Linked DNA regions of Homo sapiens: region 2 is linked to region 1. The links are chromatin contacts, found by Hi-C or POLR2A ChIA-PET in ENCODE. All regions are on one chromosome and are shown on one strand. Each heading gives the region's core, a stretch centred on a gene start or an enhancer-like site at or near the end of the contact. The rest is flanking DNA. Distances are from core to core; before and after follow the strand shown.

Evidence for each region. Hi-C counts contacts between places; a loop is a spot of excess contacts on that map. ChIA-PET counts read pairs that join two places held with the same protein, here RNA polymerase II (POLR2A). Pooled maps may share reads with other maps.
Region 2: a loop to region 1 is called in a map of mammary epithelial cell, with 7 times the contacts of the local background. The contact joins the promoter of LINC00475 here to the promoter of NOL8 in region 1. A Hi-C loop is called at or near these places in 6 of 168 maps with a recorded cell type or tissue (HepG2, K562, MCF 10A and 3 more), 6 of 37 single-sample maps with no recorded cell type and 16 of 50 pooled maps. POLR2A ChIA-PET finds 5 or more read pairs at or near these places in 4 of 52 experiments (A549, HepG2, activated CD8-positive, alpha-beta T cell and 1 more).

Annotation. Positions count from the first base shown.
Region 1 is chr9:92,320,274-92,328,030 of GRCh38, reverse strand. It overlaps NOL8 (nucleolar protein 8), which reads left to right and starts at 2,681. Exons shown (of 17, transcript NM_017948.6): 1 at 2,681-2,725; 2 at 3,822-4,008; 3 at 4,528-4,590; 4 at 6,285-6,363. The coding sequence starts at 3,870. CENPP (centromere protein P) reads right to left here and starts at 2,078. Exons shown (of 8, transcript NM_001012267.3): 1 at 1,926-2,078. The coding sequence starts at 2,032. RefSeq lists enhancers at 2,473-2,582, 2,613-2,732, 2,511-3,399.
Region 2 is chr9:92,138,393-92,145,817 of GRCh38, reverse strand. It overlaps LINC00475 (long intergenic non-protein coding RNA 475), which reads right to left and starts at 4,351. Exons shown (of 4, transcript NR_027341.1): 1 at 4,168-4,351. LOC124902345 (small nucleolar RNA U13) reads left to right here and starts at 632; the gene lies at 632-735. It also overlaps the pseudogene LOC100128076. RefSeq lists enhancers at 3,487-4,065, 4,066-4,645, 5,225-5,804 and a silencer at 4,322-4,501.

The sequences.
Region 1 (7,757 bases), core at 1,432-3,931:
GGGAGGTCAGACACACCTCGTTATACCCCTTCCTATTTGGGATGTAGACACAACAACTGACCAGCATTAATGTTAAAATAGAGATCGTAAGAGTTGCAGAACGGACTCTGTGGCAATAAGATACCAAATTATAAACAAGACCTAAGGCCATGCCAGGCAAGGGTTAAGTCACATACCCCCTACCTTTAAAAGAATGAACTATGTTCTAACTGCCACAATATTTTTTTCACTAGCACTGGCCTCCAGATAAGCAATATTGAAATAATTGCAGTTCATCCACCACCAGATGCTAACTGATTCCCCTGTTCCACAGGCTTTGATAGGACAAGAGAATGATTTCAAAAATTTTCTTTTGATAAGATCACCAACCATGGACTTGTTCTAACAGGTTTACAAGGCCTGTGTACTTAAGTACCTTTGCTTCCCTCCTTCAACTTTTGACGTACAGGGCCTAATTGTAATGCATTTAAATATTAAGTCAGCTTCCCAAAATGAATATGGAGTGCATGTAATATGCATTTTTATTCAGTACAGGTGAGCACATCTCCCTTCGTGAATATTCATAGCCCCTCCTATAACCTGTTGAATATGTATACCTAGCCCACTCATACAGCATAAATCCCTGCCCCAACCCCTCCTCCTCCAAAGTGTGGGCCTTTCTGCTTTGCCTGAGACTATGCTTCCTAGCCTGTCAGGATGGCCACTTTGCAGACTGTAACCCTTTTTAAGAAATAGTCTCTCTAAATTTGCAGATCTCATGATTTTTCAGTTGACACTACTATGGGGACTAATGAAATCTTGTGGCCAGTAAAGAAACTATTTTTCCCTGGTTCTTAAACTTCCAAGTGTGCACACAAATCCTCTGTTAGGGCAGTGTATTTTTTTAAAATGCAGATTCTGATTCAGTAGGTCAGGATGTCGCTCTAACAAACCGCCAGGTAATGCTAAAGCGTCCCATCTGTGGAGCACACCTCAAATAGCAAGGGTCTTTAATACATTTACTCTCATTTGTGGAGGAGCACACCTTTTTCCTCTCCCTTTAACCAGTCACAGCTTCCTCTACTTTCATGACCGCACGCAGACATTTTCTGTAGATCTCCTCCTTCCCATTTTCTACCAATTCTTCTCCAGTTAGCTCAGGAAAAATCCCATTCTTTCTGCACCTATGTCAAATTACTCTTGACTCAAAAATTGAAGACAGTTTATGTTTTCGAGAGGCTTCTATGTTTGAGATGATAATACATAATTACGGTTGCAGAGCTTTTCTCTCCCTCTCCTTCAATAAACCAAAAGTGCCCAGACTTTGGAGTAAAATTTTTGGGTCCCAATCCATCTCTGACAATTCCTTTCTCTGGAACCTTGGACAAGCTACCTAACTTCTCTGAGCCTCAGTTTCTTCAACTATAAAACAGGGCTAACAGTAGCACCTACCTCAGAGGAATGTCAAATTCTCCTGCAGTCTATATTAACTACTTTTCTTTTATCAACTTAGTTTTTTACCGAAGTTATTTTTCAAAGGAATTTTTATGTCATCGTAAACACAAAGTCATTATCAGTTGAGATGGTTAGCTGACCTACCAAAACAAATGCCATGAAACCAAACGGAGTTATTAAATCCCAACTAGAGATACTTCTGCATACTGGAGGCGGAATTATCTAGCTAGGGATATAGTCAAGACTTCCTCCTTGTCAGTCATCCACACAGACGACTGCGATTAAACGAGTTAATACCCTGCAATGCGTTTACAGCTGGGCGCCGTACGCGCTGCTCCCAACTCTAGGCCATCGTCATGACAGGATCAATGCCAGTTCATGCCCACTTTCTAGGGCTGGGAGTAGGAGACCGAGGATGTCTGTGGAGATTCACCCGCCTGGCCCGGGAACCCTGGCCAGCGGGCCCTGGGGGACTTGGGGTGGTCACGTACTGGACTCGGGACTTCTCTTCCCAGGGCGCCGGTGGGTCCTCACACGCTCGCCGCAGGGCCGCGATCTCAGCTTGCAAGGCGCGCACCTCTGCCAGCTCTGCGTCCATGGCGCGTTGCTGACCGCAGCCGGGCCGGCAGCGCAGCTGTCACTCCGACCTGCGCGCTTCACCCGCGCTTCAAGCCTCGCGCGCGCTCCCGGCGCGGACCATCCCAGAGCTCACGCGGAGGGGAGGCGGGAGAGCTCCGCGTGACCCCAGCGGCCCTGCACGTCCAACTCCGCTCTCGCACGAGAGCCTGAGTCCTCCACTTCCCCGCACACGTTTCCCTGGCTGTCTAAGCAGTGGCTATACTTTCTCTGGAGAGCGCGTTCTTTGCTACTCCAAGCCCAAGCGCTCCGCTGCTCACCCTAGCCGGCAGCCTTGGAGCCGCCCGGCCGCGTGCCTCACTAAAGAGGCAGGGCTGGGATCACGTGGAGGGGAGCGCCTCTTTATTTTTTTCACCTACTTCCTCTCTTACGCCGACCTAGTCCAGGAATTGGTACACACAGCGATAGTGTTCAATAGAAACTAGGGGATTTTGGTTTAGGCTCTTTTGCAGTCGTTGAGGGGGAGGTGACGGAGGCGTCAGGGAAGGTGGGAGGACGGAAAAGGAAATTAAAAGCTCTTGGGAACTGAATTGTGGTAACGGAACCTTAGGAGGCTGGGTTGGAAATCGAGTAGGAAGGAAGAGAGGATGCTCCGTTGGGACACGTGACCAGAAGTTAGGGGCTGCAGCGGCGCTGGCTTTAGGTGAACGACGTGGTGAGGAGTGGGTTTCGGGCATGAGAAGTCACAGGGCCGTTTCCTAGTCTCTCTTCACTTCTTTGGGTCTTCTCAGAGAAAGAAGGCTGCCGTGGGTAGGCTGGGGGCGGAGACTATCGGGAAGAGGTAGGCCGAAGTTCTGCCCAGAATACACGCCATGTGGTGGACGCTGGTTGGGAGTCTCTTCTGGAAAGAGTCTGTCAGCTCTTGGGGAAGGGAAGGGCGAGAGCTGAGCGCCTGCCGGGTGCTAAACGAAATGAGAGATACTATGATGGGCCCTAGTACCTCTGGAAAAGTTTTCCTGAGTCCCCTGTGATACAGCAACCTTCATAGTATAGTGTTAAGAATTCCAAGTTCTGAAGGTAGACCTGCATTATAATCCTGGATTCACTAATTTTCGGTATGGCATTGAGGAAGTGACTTAACCTCTTCTGCTCTCCTGAAAAATGGGAAACATGCAAACTACTTTGTACAATGCAGGCACATAGCAAAAACACAAGTCTGTATTCGCTATATCCCTTGATCTTTGTGTCTGAACCCCACTTTGCAGCACTTTTATTGTGACATAATATTGTGCCATTTGTTTTATTCTTTTGTGACTATAAGGAGCTCCTAGCCTCTCTATTCACTTCTTTGGGTCTTCTAGGAGGAAGAAGGCTGGGGTGGGTAGGTTGGGGGTGGAGACAATTAGGAAGAGGTAGGCTAGCTCTTTTTATCTTTTAGTGCGTTACATCCTGTTTCTGTCAGACTTTGTTAAAGACAGTAAATGAATGTATGAGTGAGTCAAGGAAAAACATCTAAAAACATGAATACATAAAATTAAGAGGGATAGAGTGTAATATTATGGCCATTTGGAGGAAAAAAACTCTGTCTGTACCTGTGTCTATATGGGTATGGGGTTGCTGTTCCAAAGTGCATTCATGAAAGATGTGGATGTAGGGCTTGGGCAAAACCTCGAAGACTAAAATTTGGAAGTAATACAATAGGAAGTGAAATACAGATCCAGGAGACGGATTTGATACAGAAGGTTCAGAGGAAGTAGTTGTTTTGTTAGATTTTAGAAGAACTAAGGGAAAGAACTCTTCTCTGTATACAGAAAATTACTTTTCCCACTGAAACACACCCAAGTATATGCCCAGCCTTCATGAAAGTGAACAGAGAAACGAAGCGCCTTTATGTGGGTGGCCTTAGCCAGGACATTTCTGAGGCAGACCTACAAAATCAGTTCAGCAGATTTGGAGAAGTTTCGGATGTGGAGATCATCACACGGAAAGATGACCAAGGTAATTTATGGTCCTTCACTGGGCAGTTATAGGCAGACATAACTCAGGTTAAGTGCTAGAAAATAAAACAACCCCAAGATAAATGTTAGCTCTGAACACCAAAAGTTTTAAGTGATGTTGTGGAGGTATAATGTGTGATGTGGAACTTGACCAGAATTTGTTTCTGAAATAAGAAAAAATTCCAAATTCTAAAACATCTGATTTCAGAAACATATTAACTTCCAGTTTTGAGAACTAGAATTTTCTAACATGGATTAAGTGTCCCGTTAAGTAGACTATCACTAGCATACAATCAAAATGTTTCCTTATCTGACTACTGGACATTTTCTTCTTTTTTTTTTTGGAATATTTTGATAATTATGCTTATTTTTATAGCCAATAAAAAACAAGGTTTATCTTTGAAATAATAAGTTTTCAAGAGCTATTTTTTTTTTTAATTTAGAAACAACCGTTTTTACATTGCTCTCTGGATAAGAATTTAAATAAATTGTTTTGTTTGTTTGTTTGTTTGTTTTTTAGGAAACCCACAGAAAGTTTTTGCATATATCAACATCAGTGTAGCAGAAGCGGACCTGAAAAAATGTAAGATCATCATATATTTTCTATACTGTTTGCCAGTTTGTATGACTCTGTAACTTGGAATAACTGGTTCTAAATCTAAACCTCCACAGCCATTTTTCACGTTATCCAGAGGGACAGCAGTGATGAAGAGAATTCCAGTATCGTATAACTCAGCAGGTTTAGGTCCATTCCATTTGGCATCAGCAGACATGGTAGCACTTTACTGGTGGGTTTACTTAAAACTGCTATTCTCAAATATTTTGGACAAGGGACCAAACTTTCATAGAAACTGCCTGTTACATATATCCCACTGAATATCATGCCACATTCCCCCTCAGTCTGATCATTTCTTTGACAGCTAATCCTTGTCACTAAACACTCTTGAGGGGGCTTTAAAATACACCCTTGTAAGACCGTATCCTTGAAATTGTGAAATCTCTTGTTGATAAGTTTAGTAAAGTCAAGGGCAAACAGTGGCCTTCAATGAAGAATGGGAGATAATCCATACTGCCGCTGACACAGTAACATATTCTAGTTATTTGGAGGCCAAAAAGTGAAAAAAGACACGGAAAATAAGTAAAGGGAACACGCTAATAGAGGAAGAGGGCAATCAGTCTTTTGTAATTTCATTTGCGAAAAGATTGCTTTATTCTATTTTACATTGAGGAATATATGTGATAAATGTGAAGTTGTGGTTAAGAATACATCAACTAGGCTTTGTGACCTGTGGCAAGTTACTTAAACTTCTCAGCCCAAGTTTGCTTATGTGATGAATGACAAAAGATAGTGCTTGCCTCATAATATTTCTGTGAGAATTAAATTAAATGATACATTTGCAATACTTTGGGAGGCTAAGGCAGGTGGATCACTTGAGGTCAGGAGTTTGAGACCAGCCTGGCCAACATGGTGAAACCCCATCTTTACTAAAAATACCACAATTAGCTGGGTGTGGTGGCAGACACCTGTAATCCCAGCTACTTGGGAGGCTGAGACAGGAGAATCACCAGGGAGGCAGAGGTTGCAGTGAGCCAAGATAGTGCCACTGCACTCCAGCCTGGGCGACAGAAGGACACTCTGTCTCAAAAAGAAAAGATAAATTTGTACTTAGTACAGTATCTACCACCTACAAAATTCTGTTAATGGTATTATTAAGGAAGCTGACGGCAGATGCTCAGAGAAATCAATTACTACGGCATAGTAATTCAAACAGTTCAGTCACTCATAGTTAATTCATCTGCAAGTTCTACAGTGATAATTAGTATGAGGTGATAAATAAAATTAAGGTGCTGTAGGATTCCAGAGTGTCCTCTGATTCACCTGAAAAGATGATTGTTTTATAGTTACAGGAAATATATGTTTTATAGTTACAGGAAATAACAATAAAATATACATTAAATATCAGTTATTCAGAGGTTCCTGACATTTGTTTACAAACAAATTGCAAATAAATTTTGCTTTACTTTTTACACATTTTGCCTCATTCCAATCTAGTAACACTGTGAGATAGGGAGTGTAAAGACTCTTTTGGTAAGTTGTCAAGATGAAACAAGAGCCTAGGCTCCCTCTCTCCAGGTCTCATTTCTTTTCTTCCACTTCCCCTGGATCTCTTTGTGATAAACAAGCCTGCTTTTCTTGATACTAAATAATTAGAAAAAGCACAAGCTGAAATATATTTTTACATTGCCATGTACTTGTAATAATTCTTTACTTTATAGGTATGTCTGTTTTAAATAAAACAAAATGGAAAGGTGGAACATTACAAATTCAACTAGCAAAAGAAAGCTTTCTGCACAGGTAAGTTTTGCTCCACATGGATTTAAGCCCTATTTTTTTTATATTGTAAGTGGTTTTATATATTATTTCAAATTATCAAGTAATATAGTATTATATTCTTAACAAATTCAAACATATAAGTAGAGCTGAAATCCCTTTCAACTCTGAATCCCCTTCACCCCAGACGAACAAAAAGGATAATTTCATGCATTTACGTATGTATGTAATAAGCTATAAAAGTATATATGTACTTATTTTCTCTGTTAATGAGCTATAAAAGCATATATGTACTTATTTTCTCTTTGTTAACACACCCTTTTGTGGCAATGTAGATCTTCTCCCTTTATAACAATTGTTAGTAGTATTTCAGAAAATGGTTATACCACAATGTAGTGGTCCCTTCCCACTGATGACTGTTTCTACTTTTTCATGGTCATAGATGATCCTGGAGCACATATCCTATGTATATGCAGGTGTTTCTCTCAGTTTATATCAGAAAATGGAGTTGCTGAATCTTAGCATTGTCTGCATTTAAATTTTAGTAGACTACTAAATTGCATATGTTGATTTTGACTGTTAATGCTAGTGTCATACCAAAATATAAAGGAAATAGGAGATCACTGTATGACAGGCATAAGAGTGATTATGCAAGTGATTTAAGAGCAAGACAATGTATTATAAAAACCATTAGAGCTTTTAAAATCCTAAAGGTATTTTCAGGAAGAAAAGGTATTGTTGGGGAGTTTTCAAAATAGGAAACAATTTAAGAATATACAGATAGAGGCCGGGCACGGTGGCTCACGCCTGTAATCCCAGCACTTTGGGAGGCCGAGGCGGGTGGATCACCTGAGGTCAGGAGTTCAAGACCAGCCTGGCTAAAGTGGTGAAACCCCGTCTCTACTAAAAATACAAAAATTAGCTGGTTGTGGTCATGGGCTCCTGTAATCCCAGCTACTTGGGAGGCTGAGGCAGGAGAATCACTTGAACCTGGGAGGCGGAGGTTGCAGTGAGCCTACATTGTGCCATTGCACTCCAGCCTGGGCAACAGGAGTGAAACTCTTGTCTCAAACAAAAAAAAAGGAAAAAAAAAAAAGAATATACAGGTAGAATGACCAGGAGAGTTGATAAGCTTGTTCCAGACCAATGAAATGTAACAAGAACAGATATATTCTAAAACGAGTGGCAAGCAACCTACTTTGAGGCATGTTTTGGGGGACTGGCCTTATGAAAAAGGTGAGAATTTGATTTTGTTCTTCAGCTGAAGCCTAGGACTGTGAACAGGGTGGTTATATACCTTTCATTCCAGCAGCAGTTGCCAGCCTACTGTGTACAGGCACTAGAGCCCCATGCTGAGCAGGTTGAGCACACAGTGCTGCTGCTTGGAGTATCTGCGTGGATATGCCTGAGAAGCATGG
Region 2 (7,425 bases), core at 3,102-5,601, 180 kb after region 1:
GGAAACTAAGTCACAGAAGGGCTAATCAACTGGCTGGGGGTTACATAGCTAGTAAGTGATAGTTTGAACTCTGCTTTGTTGTGGCAAATGCCACAACCCCTTACTCTCTGCCTCCAGCATCCTGCCTCCATCATTTTGGCTGTAGACATCCCCTGCAAATTACCCTGTATCTACACACACACAGAGAAACACGCAGACACACACAGACACACACGCACATACAGACACACATGCACACACCATCTAACCTTTCAAACAAGTCCAGTGGTTATCAGTTATCACAGGCAATCTTAAAGTTATAATTCCCAAGAAAGCAAACAGCAGTCTGAAGTGGGGGTTGCATGGTGTAGCGGCCCCTCCCTCAGCCCTGGTGGCAGTGGGCTATGAAAATGGGTGCTTAGGTGTGACTGCAAGTGCATGAGCCTGACGTCTTTCACAACTAGCTGCGTGAGATACCTTTTCTGGCACCATCTGTTTACTGACACTGCTCAGCCTTGGGGGCCCAGAGTAACTACCCAGATCTTTCTACTCAGGAACAACTCCGGGGATTATCTGCCCAACAAGTTATTTGCTGTCTGTGTATTCCTGTCTGTGCATCATGTGTACATGCAATACAATAGAACAAGAGGTGATCCTTTTGCAGTTAAGAAGCGTGACGATTGGGTTTTCATGCTCACGTGTGAGAAGTGCCTCCCTCAAACCTTGTTATGAAGTCAGCACATTACTGGTCTTTTTTATTTAAAAAAAAAGAAGAAACAAAAAAGAATAGAACAAGAGGCATCATGCCTTCTCATCACCATCAGATTGGATGTCCCACGGCCAGGGGCTCCATCTCCCCCTTGGTCTATTTCCAGAACAGGCCCTAGCCAGGGAGAATGTCGAAACCCCGGTGAGTGTCAATGAGCCTCGCTGAGACCACAGTTTAGGAGGAAACTGTTGAAAAAAGAGAGACATATGAAGGATTGTGAGTATCTGAAGTGTGTCTTCCCAACCTTGATCAAACAGGCCTGGCATTGAGCCCAAAAGTGGTAATAGTTTTTGGACATGAGTATCAAGGCAAAGAATACCAGTTGACTATAAAGATGCCTTTCTGGTCTTCCCTAGAACAAAGATGGAGAGGTGGAAGCACCTACTTCATGAAAGGTATTGGCTAGAAAGAGAAAATCTCACAGCCGTGGAGTGGGGGAAGAGATGTGATGTCATTTTTATTGAGACCAGGTCAAGGAATGTGCAAGAGGACTTGCGGGTACCTTCTGGAGCCCATAGCTCCTGGGCGCCTCCTATGGTTCCGTCTATGGCTCCTTCTAAGGATCTTCGAGTCCTCTCTGGCCTGCTACTTCCTGCATATCCAAGTGTTTTAACATTTTTCATTCTCAACTCTGTGTCAGGAGGATCTAAGTCCCCACCTTCCCTCCCGATCCCCAACCCCCAATTTGCACCAACTGGTTGGGCTCCAAGTCCCCAGAACCAGCCAAGTATTGATCAAGAGTTGCCCTGACAGTCACCTCCCCAAGCACACAGCTCTCTTCCTCCAGCCACAAACAATTCCCTTGAATTCTACACTCACCCACTAGGCTCAATTTCCCTCTGGTGTGGAGAGGCCTGGTAGTTTACCTCCACCTCCACGGAGCACCCACAGGAGGCATGATAATACTAGCCACCATTTCAGAGTCACCCTCGGGTGTCAGGCACTGTGGGGACTTTCACTGAACATATTATCTCATTTAATCCTCTCAGCAACATGCTTCCTCCTCTCCATGTACACATCAAGAACCTGAGGCTTAGAGGTGTTCAGTGAGTGACTCTCAGTAGGTGGCAGAGCTAGGAAGGAACCAAGGTTTGAGTGGCCCAGAGAGAGGCACTGCTGGTTATATCATCAGATGCGAATCTGTGCTGTCCTCAGCAAGGGCTGGGATACATGGGGCAGGGCCAAGGTGGGCACCTCCTAACATCGCTGAAAAGAGAAAGGAGCCCCAAGACTTCCCCACCCTGGCTCTTCTCCATGCCAGCCCTCAACCCCACCTTCAGGTGCCTTTGTGGTAGAGCTGTTCTCCAGAGAGGGCAAAGAAAGAAAATTCCTCCTCTGAGACACCCTCAGGACAACTGTAGATATCCCTCATGCACCATCCTGATGGGACCCCTCCCCAGCCCAGGGCAGGGAACACGGTCCTCTGCTACCTCCTTCCAATATTCCAGACCCCACTGCTAAATTCCCCACATTGCCTCAGGACCCATCGTACTCTTTCTAGCTCCCACTCCCTCTCTTCTCTCCGCCATTCTCAGAAGCATCCCCTGAGTCTTGAGAGAGAGGGGGGCTTTCTCAATCCCCAGGAAGACACAGACCAGCTCAGAAAACCCCACCTCCACTGAACCCAAATGCAGACTTCACAGCTCCCAGGGAATTGTGACAAGTTAGTGGGAAAATCTTCTGCCAGCATGGATGGTAGGATGCTTGAATTCCAAAGGTGACAGTGTACCTCCTACCCCAGGTCCTTCTAGAAAAAGGATCATTAATCAGTCTAGGAAGACTTAACACTGGGAAAGGAAGCTCTGGAAGGCCTTATCTCCCCTGCCCCTTCAACCCAGGCAAGGGACCTTCCTTCAGCTCACCCAGAGAAAGGCTCCACAGAAGTCATATCTAAACTCTTTAGCCACAGGACCCTGTCTTCCAATGAACCAATGTCACATACTCCCAGGATAGAAAACTGCTGAAAGCAGGGCTGGCCTGGGTGTGGGCTGGGGCCGGAGCCTGCCCTGCTTTGCCAGATGCTGAGCACCCAGCCTCTGTGCAGTTGGTAGCTTTATTCCCATGACTGCCTCCGCCGTCACCTGCTGCACTGTGAAGGATTCCATTTGTCCTTCTAGAAGATGGGCATTATTTTTCTCTTCTCACTCCCTTACCTGGCCCACAGCCTGTGCCTTTTGGAGTGGAGGAGGACATCCCAACCTAGGGACAGGGACATTTGGAGAGGAGCCCCATGAAGAGTTGCCATCTGGGACCCTCTGCCTCCCACCAGGACACTGCCAACACTGAGCATCCTTTTAGTTCCACAAATTCTTGCTAGGCCCCTATAAAGATTCGCCCAGCGTCCTCTTCCTCTAAGCTCCCACGTGCTAGAACTCCCACATGCTAGAAGCCATGAGGGGTCTCTCTCAGGCCAGAAGGAGCTCTGGGATCCTAGCCCTCAGCAGAAGGCCCCAGGCTTTCCCACCTGCTCCCAGCTCCTCTGAGGAAGTTGATGGAGCCTGCAGAGCTGGGCTGGAGGAGGTCTCCTTTCCCCAGAGCGGGGCTGGGGGTGCGGGTAGGTGGCCTGGAATGTGCTCTCTCACCCTCCTCCTGCCCATGTGGTAAGCAGCGAGAGCCCCCAGCCCTCCAGCTCTGAGGGGAAGCTCCTGTGAGCCAGACGGACAGGACAGCTGCCCCCAATAGGGTCCCCTTCACGGGCCATCTCACCCCAACTCAGACGCTAAAAATGGTTCTCCGCTTTTCAGCCTCCGCGCCTGCCCACAAATTAGTGTCTCCAACACAGCCTCTTGGGACATGACTTTAGGGAGGCCCCTGGGGGAGCCGGGAGGCCCCAGTAAAGGGAGATGGTGCTGGCAGAGTCCCTTTCTGAGGAGACAAGAGTGGATAAGGCCCCCCTCCCAGCTTCTGGGACCCCCCCCCCAAAGAAGGCCACCCAGCCTCAGTGTGACAGCCCTGTTGTCCTCACCATGGCAGAAGAACAGACATTATTTCCACCCCACTGGGGCACGCTCCCCTCACCTCCACCTCCAGTTCTGTCAGCTTTACCCTCAGCCACCATCCTGGGCACTGCTCTGCTGGAAGAGAATGCAGCAACAGGAGATGGGGGAGCCAGCCCCGCGCCCTCCCGCTTAGGGTCCAGAACCCACCTTGCCAAACCTGGGCTCCCGCAGTCAGCCCACAAGCACGGAGGCCAATGGGGAAGCCAAGTCAGGGAAGCCTGGTCTCCCTGCTCGCCTGATATTTAGTCTCAGACTCTTCTCCCCTCCCCAGTCCCGCAACGGTCAACTTGGAAGGGGGTGAACCCTCTCCGGGATGCCCACGCCCCAGGGCACCAAGCAAGCAGGTGTCCTGCTGAGGCCAGGACTGGGTGCAAGCCAGCAGCCCGCAGTACCAGGTGGAGACAGGCGGGCAGTACTCACAGGTAAGCCGTCAGGGGATCCAGGTCCCCCGGTATGGCGGACAGCCCAAGCTCAAGAGCAGTCGGCAGACAGCATGATGCCGTCCTCCTGGCAGTGGCAGGGGGCCGGGCAGGCGGTAGGCCCCGGGCCGGGCTGGGGGGCGCAGCCGGCGCTCGGGGAGGCGCACACAGCGGCGCGAAGTCACAGCGCCCGGAGCCTGGGCGGGTTGGGCATCTCGGCGGCCGGGCTGCTGGGTCACCTGGCGGCCAGGCGCGCAGACGCACGGGCGCGGTGTCCGCAGCTGCTTTCTCCCGGTCCCGGCGGGCTGCGCCGTCGGTGGGGACCGCCCCGGGGGCTCTACTGGGCGTCGGCGGCGGGGCGGTGCAGTCAGAGAGGAGCAGGCATTGTTGAGTGATCTTCGTTATTCAGTTTCACAGGCTGGGCTTGGCAAGGGAGGGAGACCCAGCCGGAGGAGGAGTCAAGGAAACTTTCTACGCTGCGGCTAGCTCCCTTCCCTCCTTCCTTCGGAGCTGGCAGGAATTTCATTCAGGAAAGATAAAAAAAGGAAAAAAGCAAAGAAACCCAAGCGAGCAAAGCTCAGCCCGTCAGAGACCTGCACTTGTTTAGAAAGGGTGTCCCAGGGCCTTGGCTGCAGGGCTGGGGACCCTCTTGCCTTTGGGGATAGCCACGGGGTCACATGGGACCCAGAGGAGATCTCTGAAAGAGGCCTTGGGGCTCTCATAGCCCCTCATGCCTTCACCACGTTTCACACTGGAGGAAACAGAGACCCAAGAGGAGAAATGATTTGTTCAAGGTGACACAGCTGATAGGGCATCCCCAGAGCTGGAACTCGTCAGCCCTCCTCGGCCTTATCCTAGGACAAGAGAGAGGGGAGTGAGGGGCTACCCTGGAAGAGGCCAGGCTGCGGAGGGTTCCACTGCAAGCTGGGATGACCCGGCAGTGGGCAACCAGGAGCAGTCTCCTCCCTGAGAGGTCGCGCCTTGACTCCAAAGAAACGGGTGTGGAGTTCCACTCGCTGAGTGCACCCTGGGTGGAAATGCACTCCTGCAGCCTCTGTCAGGTTTACTGTCAGGTTTACGGGGACCACCTTGATCCCTGCTCCCAGGACCTCGGCAGGCTGAGGGACTGCGTGCAGCTCAGCTGCTTGTCAAGAGGCCACCTCAAAGTAAGCAGATTGGCGCCACCTGGAGGCCGGGTGCTGCACCTGCAGCTCGGCCACCCTGAGGCTGGAATCCCACCAACTGGCTGACCTGGCCGGCCCCAGAGCCCTGGTGAGCAAAGGGCACGGTGGTTAAAACTGAGGCCAATCCCTGTTCTCTCCTTAGACCATAGTGAGCTGGCTGTGCTTCCTTCACGCAGCCTCTTGCTGTCTCTGGTCTCTCCCATGCTGAGCCAAGCCCCAGTGCAGAGCTAGAGCAGGCTGTGGGCACCCCTCCTTCCTTTTTTGCCCTGTCTCCCCATGGTCCAGCCAGAGGGTATACCAGAAACCTGGGACCTCAGAGGCATCCAGGATTTCTTCCACCCTGTCCTTCCACATGCCAGAATCCTCTCATCAACACCTCTCCACTCTCCGATAACCTCCCAGGGCTAGAGGGGCTGCATAGCCGGACCAAGAAATGAGCAGACCCTGACCCTAGGCCTCCCGTTGGTGCCATGGCGCTGAAAGTAGAAGATGAGCCTCCTAAGAAGGCTAGAGGATGGGCCTACATGACCAGAAAGACTCACAGATAGAGCCACCTTTGCCCTATGGCAGAAAGCTACCACAGGCCAGCCTGCACTTCCTTCACTCAACCATAGCCTTGGCTCCATCTCATTTGCAGCTCCTGCTGCTCCAATGTGAGATTTTCCCAGAGTGGAAAAGCCATGGTTGAGCCCTGTTGCAACCTCAGCAGCAGCTGCTTGAGACAGACTTGGGCAGCTCAGAGCAGAGCCTCCAGCCTGCTTTTGTGAGGGTCATTAGGGGGCCCACCCTCAGCTCCTGATAAACATGGCATATGGAGGACACCGGCATTTAGTCCTCCTGGGAGGGCACCAGTGCTTTAGTCTCGTTCTGGGAAAGCTCCCGGCTGAGCAGCCAGCACGACCTCTGTACCCTTCTTCAACCAGGCCTGAGAAGGACCCTCCTGACTTCTGACCCGTTGCACCTTAGTAGGAACTCAGGTTGGCCAAAGAGCTCTCCCCGCTTCCCCTTGGGGAGACCCGACTCCATTTCAGGGACTCTTGCTCTGATCTTTCCAGGCTTTCTCTGTGTCCTCCCAGGGCCTTCCACCAGGGGCAGTTAGTGTCCAGCATCAGGCACTGCACCTGGAAACTCCCAGCCTGACCAGGGAAGCAGGCAGGAGCTCATGTGGCCACCAGCAATCATGCACATGGTATGCAGTGCAGTCCTACAGTGTGTGGGACAGACAGCTGCCTCCCCACCCTCTTTTCTGGTCTCTGCTGCTCCTCCTGGTTTTTCCTTTCTCCATATGCCTTCCCTGCTTTCTCCCCCACCTCTTATGTAGAGGGGAGGAAGAAGGAGACAGAGAAGGAGCAGGGAAAACTTGGCACCTCCGCCTGAGGGGTGCCTCCAGCACCTGCCTTCCGAGTAACAGGGTAGCTCTGGCACCTCCATCCTGGTGGGGGCTGAGGGTGGCCCCTGGGGGCTCTGGCAGGTAGAGAAGGCTGGGGATGGCAGGAGAAGGGAAGTGGGAAACAGGATAAACCCTACTGCATACAGCATGGTGCGTACAGGGTGATGAGGCAGAGGACAAACAATTTGGAGCTGTGATTCTGAATCCAGGGCTTAGCACCACAGGAAACTAGACGTGGAGAGACCAAAGTCTGAGGAAATTTAGAAACTGGAGGATTAGCAGGGAGAGGATTGCTTCAGGGGAAAAACCAACAGCATAGGGGCCATAGGTCACCAAGTTCAACCAGACTCCAGGTCCTAGCTTCCATCCCGGCTCCATGTTTGCCCACGAGACCCACACGCTGGGCCCAGGCCTGAGGATGGACAGACAGAACACACTGAGCTTCAGGCTTGGCCACAGGTCTTTATTCCAAGACCCTGTACCTTCCCAGCACAGGGCCCAGTGGAGGCCGCCCTTCCAGGGAGCCCAGGCCCACGTGGATGTGTCAGGAATGCTGTCCCCATCCCACAGGGCACAAACCTCTCCTGCACCGTGACCAGTGCTGACTCAGGGCAGCCCGTCTGCCAGCGCGCTGTTCAGACAGTTGTAGAGGTAGACATACTGCTTCTGGAGATGGACATAGGGT